2 separate regions of the Homo sapiens genome follow, and region 2 is linked to region 1. Evidence: read pairs that join two places in POLR2A ChIA-PET (ENCODE). Cell type or tissue: CD4-positive, alpha-beta T cell. All regions are shown on one strand.

What was found. ChIA-PET counts read pairs that join two places held together with the same protein. Peaks named below come from ENCODE experiments on the same cell type or tissue, not always from the same donor. Only the 100,000 strongest peaks of a DNase experiment are listed, where the experiment ranks them.
Region 2: POLR2A ChIA-PET joins it to region 1 with 6 read pairs; 10 of 35 experiments call an interaction of 5 or more read pairs at or near these places.

Annotation. Positions count from the first base shown.
Region 1 is chr9:34,367,376-34,375,375 of GRCh38, reverse strand. It overlaps MYORG (myogenesis regulating glycosidase), which reads left to right. Exons shown (of 2, transcript NM_020702.5): 2 at 2,370-8,000. The coding sequence starts at 2,433. The coding sequence ends at 4,577. Among named protein-coding and RNA genes, the nearest start is that of MYORG, 5.5 kb to the left of the region's middle. RefSeq lists enhancers at 2,547-3,047, 3,048-3,548. In CD4-positive, alpha-beta T cell, no CTCF peak of the experiment used is centred here; a DNase peak (open chromatin) is centred at 4,305.
Region 2 is chr9:34,159,142-34,167,141 of GRCh38, reverse strand. No RefSeq gene overlaps it. Among named protein-coding and RNA genes, the nearest start is that of UBAP1, 16 kb to the left of the region's middle. In CD4-positive, alpha-beta T cell, no CTCF peak of the experiment used is centred here; no DNase peak of the experiment used is centred here.

The sequences.
Region 1 (8,000 bases):
GACCAGCTAGGGCTGACAAGCTTAGGCAGCTGGGGGCAGAGGGCACTGAGAATGAGGCCCTGAGCTAGCACCGTGTGGGAAGTGCCTATGGGAGGAGCTGTGTATTGACATTTAGGATCAAATTCTGCTCCACACCTTGCATTCTTGCATGGGGGAGGTGAAAAACCTGAGTATTTCCGGCATCTCCTTGGAAGTCCCTGGGGACTTAGAGACAGACACTGGCATCTGGGAGGAGGCTAATTACTGTTTGCTAGTCTCCTTCTCTTCTTCCCCCGAGCTGGAGCAGTTGGGCAACCAACTGGCTGGCTGTGTGTATGCCCGTGTGTGCACCTGGGTGGTGCTATTTCTTTGTTGGACTCTGCTCTGAAGCCTGGGACAGGAACGGTCAGTGGCCTTGAGTGGCAGAGTAGGACACACCTCTTCCCCTGAGCCTGTGTTTCCCTGTAGTCATATCTGTATTTTTTTTTTTTTTTTGAGATAGGGTCTCACTTTGTCACCTAGGCTGGAGTGCAGTGGCACAATCTTGGCTCACTGCAGCCTTGACCTCCTGGGCTCAAGCGACCCTCCCACCTCAGCCCCCCAAGTAGCTGGGACTACAGGTGCACACCACCATGCCTGGCTAATTTTTTTTTTTTTTTGTATTTTTGGTAGAGACAGGGTTTCAACATGTTGCCCAGGCTGGTCTCAAACTCCTGAGCTCAAGAGATCTGCCCTCCTTGGCCTCCCAAAGTGCTAGGATTACAGGCATGAGCACCGTGCATGGCCTCATATCTGGATATTTAGCATATAGTGTGTCAGAGTTTATGTGTGTTAGTGGTAGTGGTGGGTGTCTGATCCCTGGAGAGCAGGTAGGTGGAGGAGGTGCGCTGGGCCAAGCTAGGTGGGTGAAATCTCCTGAAGCAGGTGGCCTAAAGGATTTAGGTTGGGGAAGGAACGAGCTTGGTAATCACAAGATAGGCTTGGCTGGAAATGGAATCAGAATGGTAGCTGAGAACACATCATGCCTGGAGCCTCCAGTGCAAAGCAAACACTTTTAAATTTCATCATGGAAGCAATGAGCAGCTCTCGAAGCTAGGGATAGATATGGTTTGATAAGTGCTTTAGAAAGATCACTATGGTTGCCGTGATCAGAAGGCACTGGTGAGAAAGAAGTTAGAGTCAGAGAGGCCTGTTGGGGGAAGCGTTTGGTAATACAGGGGAGAAGTGACAGTGCCCAAACTATGACAGAAACAGGACAGTGGGTGAAACAGAGCGAGGAAGTAGCTGGCCCACAGATGTGGTGCCAGGAGCAAAGCAGGAAGGCAGGCATGGAAATGGATTTGGTGATGGATGATGGCTGAGAGCAGGGTGAGTTTGAGGGCAAAGAGAAGCAGATGTGAGAAACAACTGGCCCCCCATGCCAGGCTCCTGCCCCAGGCCCTAATGTCTGAACCCAACTCTACCTCCCTCCAAACCAGGCCCTGGGACTAAGTCTGGCTTTGGGTGTCTTCTTCAATCTCCAGACTTCATCAGGCTTTTGACTCAGGATAAAAACACATCCCTGAGCTGTTCTCCCTTCCTCCCTCCTCTCCCCCTCTGGGGACAGGGAAGCTAGCCTACCGCCCTGTTAAAAGTCTCAAGGGGGACTGGGCGAGGTGGCTCACGCCTGTAATGCCAGCACTTCTGGAGGCTGAGGCAGGTGGATCACTTGAGGTCATGAGTTCGAAGCCAGCCTGACCAACATGGTGAAACCCTGTCTCTACCAAAAATACAAAAATTAGCTAGGTGTGGTGGTGTGCGCCTTTAATCCCAGCTACTCGGGAGGTTGAGGCAGGAGACCCGCTTGAACCCAAGAGGCAGAGATTGCAGTGAGCTGAGATCATGCCACTGCACTCCAGTCTGGGTGACAGAGAGAGACTCCATTTCAAAAAAAAAAGTCTCAAGGAGCTGGCTGGACAATACCCCCTCTCCCACCCTGACCATCCACACCTCTAGGAGAGCAGGACTTTTCTAGTTCCTTTCCCGTCTCTTCAGCCCGAACGGCCCCATGTGTGATCTGGGGAGGCCTGGCTTATCCTGTGATCCTGGAAAGCTTCCTGACCCTCTCAGGGTTTGTTTCTCCACTAGGAAAATGAGGATGGGTGCCATCTCCCAGTCACATGGGCCGCTCCCCAGTCACAGAGTCCTAATTTGGGCAAGCATTAGGTCCCATGAGAAAGGGTGGGTTAGGCACAGATTGTCCTGGTAAGGGTCTCACCTTTGCCACTCTTCAAGCCCTCAGGTTCCAGTATTCATCTTCCCAAAGTATACACCTCCTCTTAGCTTGCGGCAGCAAATGGAAATATCATGGGATGAGATAGCTCAGTTCCATCTCTGTCTCCTCCTTTCAGAGCAGGTTGAGATGAACTCAGTCAGATGGCCCCACGGCCCGCTCCTTTCTTAGCAGCCCACTAATGCTCCAGAACCCTCAGGAGAAGAGCCAGGCCTACCCCCGCCGCCGCCGGCCTGGCTGCTACGCATACCGTCAGAACCCCGAGGCCATCGCAGCCGCAGCTATGTACACCTTCCTGCCCGACAACTTCTCACCTGCCAAGCCCAAGCCTTCCAAAGACCTGAAGCCGCTGCTGGGCTCCGCGGTTCTGGGGCTGCTGCTTGTGCTGGCCGCGGTGGTGGCCTGGTGCTACTACAGCGTCTCCCTACGCAAGGCGGAGCGACTTCGCGCGGAGCTGCTGGACCTGAAAGCTGGCGGCTTCTCCATCCGCAATCAGAAGGGAGAGCAGGTCTTCCGCCTGGCCTTCCGCTCCGGCGCGCTGGACCTTGACTCCTGCAGCCGCGATGGCGCCCTGCTGGGCTGCTCGCTCACGGCCGACGGGCTGCCGCTGCACTTCTTCATCCAGACTGTGCGGCCCAAGGACACGGTCATGTGCTACCGCGTGCGCTGGGAGGAGGCAGCGCCGGGCCGGGCCGTGGAGCACGCCATGTTCTTGGGCGACGCGGCGGCCCACTGGTATGGTGGCGCCGAGATGAGGACGCAACACTGGCCCATCCGCCTGGATGGCCAGCAGGAGCCCCAGCCGTTCGTCACCAGCGATGTCTACTCCTCCGACGCCGCGTTTGGGGGCATCCTCGAGCGCTACTGGCTATCTTCGCGCGCGGCCGCCATCAAAGTCAATGACTCAGTGCCCTTCCACCTGGGCTGGAACAGCACGGAGCGCTCGCTGCGGCTTCAGGCGCGCTACCACGACACGCCCTACAAGCCACCCGCCGGCCGCGCCGCAGCGCCAGAGCTGAGCTACCGAGTGTGCGTGGGCTCAGACGTCACCTCCATCCACAAGTACATGGTGCGTCGCTACTTCAACAAGCCGTCAAGGGTGCCAGCACCCGAGGCCTTCCGAGACCCCATTTGGTCCACATGGGCGCTGTACGGGCGCGCCGTGGACCAGGACAAGGTGCTGCGTTTTGCCCAACAGATCCGCCTGCACCACTTCAACAGCAGCCACCTGGAAATCGACGACATGTACACACCTGCTTATGGCGACTTCGACTTCGATGAGGTCAAATTCCCCAACGCCAGCGACATGTTCCGCCGCCTGCGCGACGCCGGCTTCCGCGTCACGCTCTGGGTGCACCCTTTTGTCAACTACAACTCGTCGCGCTTCGGCGAGGGCGTGGAGCGCGAGCTGTTCGTGCGCGAACCCACGGGCCGGTTACCTGCGCTGGTGCGCTGGTGGAACGGCATCGGCGCGGTGCTAGACTTCACGCACCCAAAGGCCCGCGACTGGTTCCAGGGACACCTGCGGCGGCTGCGCTCTCGCTACTCCGTGGCTTCCTTCAAGTTCGACGCGGGCGAGGTCAGCTACCTGCCGCGGGACTTCAGCACCTACCGGCCGCTGCCGGACCCCAGCGTCTGGAGCCGGCGCTACACTGAGATGGCGCTGCCCTTCTTCTCGCTGGCGGAGGTGCGCGTAGGCTACCAGTCACAGAACATCTCCTGCTTCTTCCGCCTGGTGGATCGCGACTCTGTGTGGGGCTACGACCTGGGGTTGCGCTCACTCATCCCCGCGGTGCTCACCGTCAGCATGCTGGGCTACCCATTCATCCTACCCGATATGGTGGGCGGCAACGCCGTGCCCCAGCGGACAGCCGGCGGCGATGTGCCCGAGCGCGAGCTCTACATTCGCTGGCTGGAAGTGGCCGCCTTTATGCCGGCCATGCAGTTCTCTATCCCGCCCTGGCGCTACGACGCGGAAGTGGTGGCCATCGCGCAGAAGTTCGCCGCCCTGCGGGCCTCGCTTGTGGCACCGCTGTTGCTTGAGCTGGCGGGCGAGGTCACCGACACGGGTGACCCTATCGTGCGCCCCCTTTGGTGGATTGCGCCCGGCGACGAGACAGCTCACCGTATCGACTCGCAGTTCCTTATTGGGGACACGCTGCTTGTGGCCCCGGTGCTGGAGCCAGGCAAGCAGGAGCGCGACGTCTATTTGCCCGCCGGCAAGTGGCGCAGCTACAAGGGTGAGCTTTTCGACAAGACGCCGGTGCTGCTCACCGATTACCCGGTCGACCTGGATGAGATCGCCTACTTTACCTGGGCGTCCTGACCCAGCCCAGGGCCCGGTAACCGCAAAGCCCCCAGTCTTCATGCAGACCTTGAACCCTCCGTCACACCCGCACCATGTACTCCCAGGAACCTCCCACCTCTATACCACCCATTAAGTGGCTGCTGACTTAAATGTGCTGGAACCAGCTGCTGAAGGTGGGGCCTAGGGAGGGGGCACTGAAGCAATCTCCTGCTCCAACGCACAATCCTTACTGTGCCCTTTCCACCCCCACACTCACACCAATCTGCAGAAACCTCTTCCCTGGGGTGGAAGCCAGAGAGCTTAGAGGAAAAAGGTCAGCTCTCTTCCTGTTATACATGGTTATACATGGTTGGGGTTTAAAAGCACAAAGAGAAACCTCCCCCTCCTGGCTTTCGTGGCCATCTTTGTCCATCTTAGGTGGGGACTTGATCTTATTTAAGGTCTCCAAATAGCCCCCACCACACTTAGAACGTGTGTTTTCTTAGTGTTAGAAGCCAGGCCCTGAGTCCCCAGCACTCACCTGAACTGTGGCTGATTTGGTCCCAGTCCAGCTGGGGAGGTGTTTGGCTGACAAGGAGGCAAGAGATCCCCTCCCAGGGAACAGGAGGACTGGGCTTAGCACAGAGCCATCATCATGTTCCCAATTTGTGAAGAGACTCCTAACACTGCACTAACCCATTTGTGTACATACATGGGCTCAGCCCTGGGCCAAATGTGCCTGATGGGAACAGACTTGCAGGGCCATGCAGGCCAGACTTCGTGCCTTAACTGAAGAGTGTGCGTGTGTGTGTGTGAGAGAGAGAGAGAGAGAGAAACACGCATCATGGGTCCCTGATCTATGAAATGAACACAACCTCTCTGAGGCTGGATGATCTGGAGGAAGGGGGCATGGAGCAAATTTGAGGCTCTGATTGCTGAGCCAGCCTCCTCCCAGGCGGTTTCCCCAGGACTCTCGTAGGAAATAAATAGCCCTTTCAAGATTCCTCAGCTGCCTCACCCCCTGCACATGTGCCTGGGGTGTGGCCTAGAAGGGAGTGATGTTCTTACTCTGGTGGTCTGTGCTTCTGAACACAGGCTACATGCACACACTGACAACTACCAATAAACAGACAGGGGAAGGTCTTTCATCTCAGCCATTTTCTCTTCCCCCCGCCCCCCCTTAGATGGAGTCTTGCTCTGTCACCCAGGTTGGAGTGCAGTGGCACAATCAGCTCACTGCAACCCCTCCTCCTAGGTTCAAGCGATTGAGTAGCTGAGATTACAGGCATGCATCACTATGCCTGGCTTTTTGTATTTTTTAGTAGAGATGGGGTTTACCATGTTGGCCAGGCTAGTCTCAAACTCCTGACCTAGTGATGCACCCACCTTGGCCTCCCAAAGTGTTGGGATTACAGGCATGAGCCACCACGCCAGCCATTTTCTCTTTCTAAGAAGAGCAACCTCAGCCGGAGTGAGTTTTTTCTGACTTTGCAGCTGAGTCTGGAGAAAAGTGGCATGCCAGAGCGGGTCGGTGGGAAACAGGGTGAACTTTAGCTTCCATCAACAGCTCTGGTAGCAAAACCAGTCCCCTACCCCCTAGAGAATGCATCCGTTTCCCCACCTGATATGGTTTGGCTGTGTCCCCACCTAAAACTCATCTTGAATTGTAGCTCCCATAATTGCCATGTGTTGTGGGAAGGACCCAGTGGGAGATAATTGAAATATGGGGGCAGTTTCCGCCATACTGTTCTGGTGATAGTGAATAGATCTCATGAGAGCTGATGATTTTATAAGAGGTTTCCCCTTTTGCTTAGTTCTCATTCTCTCTTGCCTGCCGCCATGTAAGACGTGCCTTTCTGTCATGCTTGTGAGGCCTCCCCAGCCACGTGGAGCTGTGAGTTCATTAAACCTCTTTTTCTTTATAAATTACCCAGTCTTGGTTATGTCTTTATCAGCACTGTGAAAATGAACCTATACAGTAAATTGGTACCAGTAGAGTGGGGCGCTGCTGTAAATACCCAAAAATGTGGAAGCAACTTTGGAACTGGGTAACAGGCAGAGGTTGGAACAGTTTGGAGGGATCAGAAGACAGGAAAATGTGGGAAAGTTTGGGACTTCCTAGAGACTTGTTAAATGGCTTTGACCAAAATGCTGATAATGATTGGGACATGAAATCCAGGCTGAGTTGGTCTCAGATAGCGATGAGGAACTTGTTTGGTACTGGAGTAAAGGTGACTCTTGCTATATTTTAGCAAAGAGACTGGCTGCATTTTGCCCCTGCCCTAGAGATTTGTGGAACTTTGAACTCGAGGGAGATGATTTAGGGTATCTGGCAGAAGAAATTTCTAAGCAGCAAAGCATTCATGAGGTGACTTGGGTGCTGTTAAAAGCATTCAGTTTTAAAAGGGAAACAGACTATAAAAGTTTGGAAAATTTGCAGCCTGATGATGAGATAGAAAAGAAAAACCCATTTTCTGAGGATAAATTCAAGCCCCCTGCAGAAATTTGCATAAGTAACAAGGAGCCAAATGTTAATCACTAAGACATGGGGAAAATGTCTGCAGGGCATGTCAGAGACCTTTGCAGCAGTGCCTCCCATCACAGGCCTGGAGGCCTAGGAGGGAAAAAATGGTTTTGTGGGCCAGGCCCAAGGTCCCCTTGCTGTGTGCAGCCCAGGGACTTGGTACCATGCATCCCAGCTGCTCTAGTCATGGCTAAAAGGGGCCAAGATACAGCTCAGGCCTTGGCTTCAGAGGGTGCAAGCCCCAAGTCTTGGCATCTTCCACGTAGTGTTGAGCCTGCAGGTGCACAGAAGTCAAGAACTGAGGTTTGGGAACCTCTGCCTAGATTTCAGAGAATGTATGGAAATGCATGTATGTCCAGGCAGAAGTTTGCTACAGGAGTGAGGCCCTCATGGAGAACCTCTGTTAAGGCAATGTGGAAGGGGAAGCCCCCACACAGAGACCCCACTGGGACACTGCCTAGTAGAGCTGTCAGAAGAAGGCCACCGTCCTCCAGACATCAGAATGGTATATCCACTGACAGCTTGCACCATGCACCTGGAAAAGCCACAGACACTCAACGCCAGCCTGTAAAAGCAACCGAGAAGTAGGCTGTACCCTGCAATGCCATAGGGGTGGAGCTGCCCAAGACCATGGGAACCCACCTCCTGCATCAGTGTGACCTGGATGTGAGACATGGAGTCAAAGGAGACCATTTTGGAGCTTTAAGATTTAACTGCCCTGCTGGATTTCAGACTTGCATGGGGCCTTTAGCCACTTCGTTTTGGCCAACTTCTCCCACTTGAAATGGGTGTATTTAGCCAATGCCTGTACCTCCGTTGTATCTAGGAAGTAACTAACTAGCCTTTGATTTTACAGGCTCATAGGTGGAAGGGACTTGCCTTGTTTCAGATGAGACTTTGGAGTATGGACTTTTGAGTTAATGCTGAAATGAGTTAAG
Region 2 (8,000 bases), 210 kb after region 1:
TAGATATTTGTCCCCACCCAAATCTCATGTTGAATTGTAATCCCCAATGCTGGAGGAGGGGCCTGCTGGGAGGTGTTTGTATCATGAGGGTGGATCCCTCATGGCTTGGTGGGTGCAGTCTTCGTGATAGTGAGTTCTCATGAGAGCTGGTCATTTAAAAGTGTGTGCACCTCGCCGCCACTTTCTCTTTCTCTTGTTTCCATTCTAGCCATGTGATGTCCCTGCTCCCCCTTTGCCTTATGCCATGATTGGAAGCTTCCTGAGGCCTCCCCAGAACAGATGCTGCTATGCTTCCTGTACAGCCTGCATAACCATGAGCCATTAAACATCTTTTTTTTTTTTTTTTTTTGAGATGGAGTCTCGCTCTGTCACCCAGGCTGGAGTGCAGTGGTGCAATCTCGATTCACTGCAAGCTCCACCTCCTGGGTTCACACCATTCTCCTGCCTCAGCCTCCCAAGTAGCTGGGACTACAGGCTCCCGCCACCAGGCCCGGCTAATTTTTTGTATTTTTAGTAGAGGCGGGGTTTCACCATGTTAGCCAGGATGGTCTCGATCTCCTGACCTCGTGATCCACCCACCTCGGCCGCCCAAAGTGCTGGGATTACAGGCATGAGCCACCATGCCCGGCCTAAACATCTTTTCTTGTAAATTATTCAGTGTCAGGTATTTCTTTTTTTTTTTTAAGTTCAGGGGTACATGCGCTGGATATGCAGGTTTGTTACATAGATAAACGTGTGCTGTGGTGGTTTGCTGCACAGATCATCCTATCACCTAGGTATTAAGCCCAGCATCCATTAGCTATTCTTCGTGATGCTCTCCCTCCTCCCTGCCAGGTATTTCTTTAGAGCAGCGCAAGAAGGACCCAACACATTGCCCATTCCTCTTTGTTAAAGCTTAGCATTCCTCCTTGCTTGAAGACAATGTAAAAATACCTGCCTTACAAGACAGGTGCCTGTTTACCTGGGCATGGTGGTGTGCACCTGTAATCCCAGCTACTCAGGAGGCAGAAGCCGGATAATCACTTGAACATGGGAGGTCGAGGCTGTAGTGAGCCGAAATTGCGCCACTGCACTCCAGCCTGGGTGACAGAGCAAGATCCTGTCTCAAAAAAAAAAAAAAAAAAAAAAAGATAGGTGCCTTGCCATCTGGATCTACTTTAAAGTCCCAACCTAATCATTGGACCAATAACTAAAATTAAATAACAACATGAATGACCAGGACATGCCGAAGGAGGAAAGAGACTATAGCTAAAGGAGCTGTAGAACATAACCAATATGTACTGACAAATGGCAGGAGAATATTCATGGGACTGGATTCTGAGGATTCCAATTCTCAACCAAAATAGGGAGAGGTTATCAACTTGGAACACAGGATTTAACACCCTGACAAGGACCCTGAGAAATAGTGCTAACATATTCTTAGGATGGGTCTTATGAGCTTAGAGAAAGTGATGGGCTGTAATAAATAAATAGAAATATCAGACCGGGCAGCTCATACCTCTAATACCAGCTCTTTGGGAAGCTAAGGTGGGTGGATCACTTGAGGAGTTTGAGACCAGCCTGGCCAACATGGTGAAACCCCATCTCTACTAAAAATACAAAAATTAGGCTGGGCGCGGTGGCTCACGCCTGTAATCCCAGCACTTTGGGAGGCCGAGGTGGGTGGATCAAGAGGTCAGGAGATTGAGACTATCCTGGCTGACACGGTGAAACCTCACCTCTACTAAAAATACAGAAAATTAGCCGGGCGCCGTGGCAGGTGCCTGTAGTCCCAGCTACTCGGGAGGCTGAGGCAGGAGAATGGCGTGGACCCGGGAAGCAGAGCTTGCAATGAGCCAAGATCGCGCCACTGCACTCTGTCTGCCTAGGCGACAGAGCGAAACTCTGTCTCAAAAAAAAAAAAAAAAAAACAAACAAATAAAAATACAAAAATTAGACCGAGCGTGGTGGCTTATGCCTCTTATCCCAGCGCTTTGGGAGGCTGAGGTAGGTGGATCACCTGAGGTCAGGAATTTGGGACCAGCCTGGCCAACATGGGGAAACCTCGTCTCTACTAAAAATACAAAAAAAATTATCTGGGCAAGGTGGCGCATACCTGTAATCCCAGCTACTGGGGAGGCTGAGGCAGGAGAATCACCTCAACCCAGGAGGCAGAGCTTGCTGTGAGACGAGATCACGCCATTGCACTCCAGCCTGGGCAACAAGAGTGAGACTCTGTCTCAAGCGAACAAACAACAACAAACAAACAAAAAATTAATGGGGAGTAGTGGCTTGCACCTGTAATCCCAGCTACTTGGGAGGCTGAGGCAGGAGAATTGCTTGAACCCAGGAGGGTGAGGTTGCAGTAAGCCGAGATCACACCACTGCACTGCAGCCTGGGTGACAGAGTGAGACTCTGTCTCAAAAAAAAAAAAAAAAAAAAAAAGAGGCCGGGTACAGTGGCTCATGCCTATAATCCTAGCACTTTCGGAGGCTGAGGCGGGTGGACCACCTGAGGTCAGGAGTTCAAGCCTGGCCAACAAGGTGAAACCCCATCTCTACTAAAAATACAAAAATTAGCCAGGCGTGGTGGCAGGCACTTGTAATCCCAGCTACTCAGGAGGCTAAGGCAGGAGAATCGCTTGAACCTGGGAGGTGGAGGTTGCAGTGAGCCGAGATTGCACCATTGCACTCCAGCCTGGGCAAAAACAGCAAAATTCCATCTCAGAAAAAAAAAAAAAAAAAGAAATATCAGAACTGCTATAGGAGATGGTGCAAGTAGGGATCAAAAGACTAAAAGAAGAGGAAAGTTAGAATGGATATACCGTGTAAAACCAGGAAACTTACCAAATGACTTTTCCACAGAAGAGCTCCAAGGAATTCTCTGATGAAAGTGACATTGGAGGGGCTGGGCACGGTGGCTCACACCTGTAATCTCAGCCCTTTGGGAGGCCAAGGTGGGTGGATCACTTAAGCTCAGGAGTTCAAGACCAGCCTAAGCAATACAGTGAGACCCCATCTCTACTAAAAATACAGAAAAAATAGCCAGGCATGGTGGTACATGCTTGTGGTCTCAACTACTCAGGAAGCTAAGATGGGAGGATCAATTGTGCCTAGGGGTGGACAGAGGTTGCAGCAAGCCGAGATCATGCTACTGCACTCCAGCCTGGGTGACAGAGTGAGCCCCTGTCTCAAAAAAAGAAAAGTGATATTGGTATTACTGAGAAGCTCAGTGGTAGCTGCCCTTGTGGTTTCAGAACAGGGCACCTTGATAGCAATGGGAATAATAGTATCTTAAAATAATAGAGGCCAGAGAGCAGCATGTAACCATCAGAAGCAAATAGTTGCAATTACAATGATCTATGAAGTTGGAACAGCAGCCAGAGGGTCCTGACCTGCAGAGAGCGATGGAGATGGCTAATAGTTCATGATGTTCTTAAAGGTGAGATGGCCAACAAGGATATTACTCAACCTAGACAATTAAAAGGAACCCAGGCTAGATGATCAAGAAGCTGAGTCATGATTCATTGCTCAGCTTCTGGATCACAACCAGTCTTCAGACCTGCAACCCAGTGACTGAAGCAGCTGCCAGGTCTCCAGAAGGAGGACCCCGTGACACTCTAATAAATGTATTTGGCAATGATTCCTCCAGTCCTTCCTCAAAAAGGTCCACTAGTATTTGTTTGGGCCCCCAAACGCAGTGGAAAGAGCAATATTACCCAAGCAATACAAGGACTGTTGGACACAAGGTCTGAAATGAAATTGATACCAGTATGGGACTCAAAGCATCCTCAGGATCCCCCCTTTAGAGTTGGGGCATATGGAGACCCTGTAATAAATGGACTCCTGGCCAGGAGCAGTGGCTCACACCTGTAATCCCAGCACTCTGGGAGGCCGAGACAGATGGATCACCTGAGGTCAGGAGATTGAGACCATCCTGGCCAACACAGTGAAGCCCAGTGCCTACTAAAAATACAAAAATTAGCTAGACGTGGTGGTGCGTGTCTATAGTCCCAGCTACTTGGGAGGCTGAGGCAGGAGAATTGCTTGAACCCGGGAGGCGGAGGTTGCAATGAGCCGAGATCATGCCACTGCACTCCAGCCTGGCGACAGAATGAGACTCCGTCTCATAAATAAATAAATAAATAAATAAATAAATAAATAAATAAATAAATGAGTCCTGGCCCAGGTTCAGTTCACAGGGAATCTACTGTGCACACAGACACACCCAGTGGTTATGTCCCTGGTTGCCAAATACATGAATAAAATCAACATACTTGGCTGTTAAAAGAACTAACACATTGGCCCTATGACCTGTGAGGTAAGTGCTAACGTCATGAGAAAGACCAAATAGAAGCCTCTGAAACTTCTCCCTACCCCAGCAAGATAGCAATCAAAAACAAGATTGCATCTTATGGGTAGTGAAAGAGATCAATGGTACTCTTAATGATTTAAGAGATGCAGAGGTAAGGCCAAGGCAGGCGGATCACAAGGTCAGGAGATTGAGACCATCCTGGCTAACACGGTGAAACCCCGTCTCTAATAAAAATACGAAAAAAAAAAATTAGCTATGCGTGGTGGCGGGCGCCTATAGTCCCAGCTACTCTGGAGGCTGAGGCAGGAGAATGGTGTGAACCTGGGAGGCGGAGCTTGCAGTGAGCCGAGTTGGCGCCACAGCACTCCAGCCTGGGCAACAGAGCGAGACTCCATCTCAAAAAAAAAAAAAAAAAAAAAAAAAAAGATGCAGAGGTAATAGTCCCTATCATAATTTCTTTTGGTTCAACAGAATCCTAGATAGATTCTGGAGGATGTCCAGTAGACTATGACACACTCAAAAAAGTAGTAGCTGCAATTGCAGGTGCCAGATTTAGTATCTTTGCTAAAGCAGATTAACGTTACCTCAAATACATGGTATGTGTGATATGTGACCATTAATCTGGTAAAGGCATTCTTTTCCATCTCTAAAGGAGGATCAGAAACAGTTAACTGTCACTTGGAATGGACAGTAGCATACATATATAGTCTTGGCCCAGAGCTATGTTAATTTCATGCCCACTATTATAATATATTCTGAGGCTGTGTGTGGCTCATGCTTGTAATCTCAGCAATTTGGGAGGCCGAGGCAGGAGGATCACTTGAGCCCAGGAATTCAAGGCCAGCCTGGACAACATGGCAAAACCCTGTCACTACAAAAAAAAAAAAAAATTAAAAATTAGCCAGGCATGGTGGTATGGGCCCAGCTACTTGGAGGCTACTTGGGAGTCCATAGCTAGCTACTAGGGAGGCTGAGGTAGGAGAATCACCTGAGCCCAGGAAGTCAAGGTTGCTGTGAGCTATGATCATGCCACTGTACTCTAGCCTGGTTAACAGAGCAAGACCCTGTCTCAAAATTGGTAGATAGATAGATAGATAGATAGATAGATAGATAGATAGATAGATAGGGTTTCACCATGTTGGTCTGGCTGGTCTTGAACTCCTGATCTCACCTGCCCTGCCTCGGCCTCTATTTAAAAAAAAAAAAAATAGTGATGGGGTCTCGCTCTCTTGCCTAGGCTGGTCTTGAACTCCTGGACTCAAGCGATTCCTTCCCACCTCGGCCTCCCCAAATGCTGGGATTACAGGCATGAGCCACTGTGCCTGGCCTAGAGAATATATATATATTCTGAAGGGACTTTAATCATCTGGATACACCACAGAACATCACATTGTTGCCGGTATGGAGGACAGAAAAGTAATCAGACTGGATGTGTAAAAAATGGCAAATTCATTGGAAGTCTTTTAAAGATATATGTGCTTTCAAATGTGGGAGATCAACTTTATGAAGGCTCAAAGGTCCACCACAACAGTTAAGTTTTTTTTTTTTTTGTCTGTTTTGGTTTTTTCGAGACAGAGTCTCACTCTGTCGCCCAGGCTGGAGTGGAGTGGGGCCATCTCGGCTCACTGCAACCTCTGCCTCCCGGGTTCAAGCGATTCTCCTGCCTCAGCTTCCCAAGTAGCTGGGATTACAGGAGTGCACCATGCCTGGCTAATTTTTGTGTTTTTAGTAGAGACAGGGTTTCATCATGTTGGCCAGGCTGGTCTTGAACTCCTGACCTCAGGTGATCCACCCGCCTCGGCCTCCCAAAGTGCTGGGATTACAGGTGTGAGCCACCGCGCCCGGCTAACAGTTAAGTTTTGGGTAGTCTAGTAGTTTGGGAAATGCTGGGACATTCCCTTCAAAGTAAAAGACAAATTACAATATTGCATCTCTCATTCCCCACACTCTCAACTAAGGTGTCTTTGTTCTGGAGGCAGAGTATTAGTCCTTACTTGGGAATATCACTCTAATCCATATACTGGGTGACACAAAAGGCTGCCAGCTTCGAGTGGGTCCAGGATAAGTGACGTGCTCAGCAGCAGCTCCAGGCTGGGATGCAAATGGTCCTACTGTTTGAACCATAGAACCCAGCAGAACCTATGGTGGTGGCTGCTATAGTCTGAATGTTTGTGTCCCTACAAAATTTACATTGAAACTTAATCTCCAGGGAGTGGGGCCTTTAGGAGATAATTAAGTCATGAGGTCTCCTCCCTCATAAATGGGATTAAGACCCTTATAAAAGAAGCTTCACAGTGTTCAGTCCTTTTTGCCCTTCCTCCTTTCACCATGTGAGGACATAGCAAGAGGCATCATCTTGGAATCAGACAGCAACCCTCACCAGACACCAGACACGCTGGCTCCATGATCTTGGACCTCCCAGCTTCCAGAACTGTGGGAAATAAATTTCTGTTCTTTATAAATTACCCAATCTCAGGTATTTTATTAAAGCAGAACAAACACACTAAGACAGTGGCAAAAGGCATCATGTGGAGTTTCTGACAAGCTCCGATAAGAGAATCACAACCTAGACCCCTAGGGTTCCACAGTAAGGCTATGATATCTGCAGCAGATAATTACAAATTTTTTAAAAAATGAGGCTGGGCGAGGTGGCTCACGTCTGTAATCCTAACACTTTGGGAGGTTGAGGCAGGGCAGGTGGATCATTTGAGATCAGGAGTTCAAGACCAGCCTGACCAACATGGTGAAACCCCATCTCTACTACAAATACAAAAATTAGCCAGGCGTGGTGGCGTGTACATGTAATTCCAGCTACTCAGGAGGCTGAGGCATGAGAATTGCTTGAACCTGGGAGGTGGAGGTTGCAGTGAGCTGAGATTGCTCCCCTGCACTCCAGCCTGGGTGACAGAGTGAGGCTCTGTCTCAAAAAATAAAATAATCAGCATCTGACCATGGCAAAGATGAAGTGCCTGACTGTAGGACATCAACCACATGGACAATACAATCCTTCATAAATTCTGTTTCTCAGGCCGGTGTGGTGGCTCAAACCTGTAATCCCAGCACTTTGGGAGACCCAGGCGGGTGGATTGCTTAAGACTAGGAGTTCAAGACCAGCCTGGCCAACATGGTGAAACCCCATCTCTATTAAAAATACAAAAAATTAGCCGGGCGTGGTGGCACATGCCTGTAATTCCAGGTACTTGGGAGGCTGAGGCACGAGAATCGCTTGAACCTGGGAGGTGAAGGTTGCAGTGAGCCAAGATTGCACCATTGCACTCCAGCCTGGGCAACAGAGTGAGATTCTGTCTCAAAAAAAAAAAAAAGTTTTGTTTCTCAGACTCACCACATCATAAGGTGGATGGGCCAGCAGCAATCTGTCGCAATGCAGAAGTGGTACATTCAGGAGCAGACACAAATACAGCTAAAGTGTATAAGCTGCAGGTGGCACGAGCCCCCAGTCATCTACTGCTCTTACCTTAGCACCTCTTAGCTTATATCTATTGCCATATATGCTCTTGTGGCCAGCTAACAGAGGAGGTTGGCTCGGTGGGTGAGAAAACGCAAGCAGAAAATAGGACATAGTGAGGACCCTGAAAGACAAGGTGTTAAGAAGCAATCCTCCTAACTGGGAAGCTTTGGCAAATGCACCATCTAATTTTGGTGAATAAAAGTAGCCTGAGGTTAGGATATATTCAGAATCATGGAT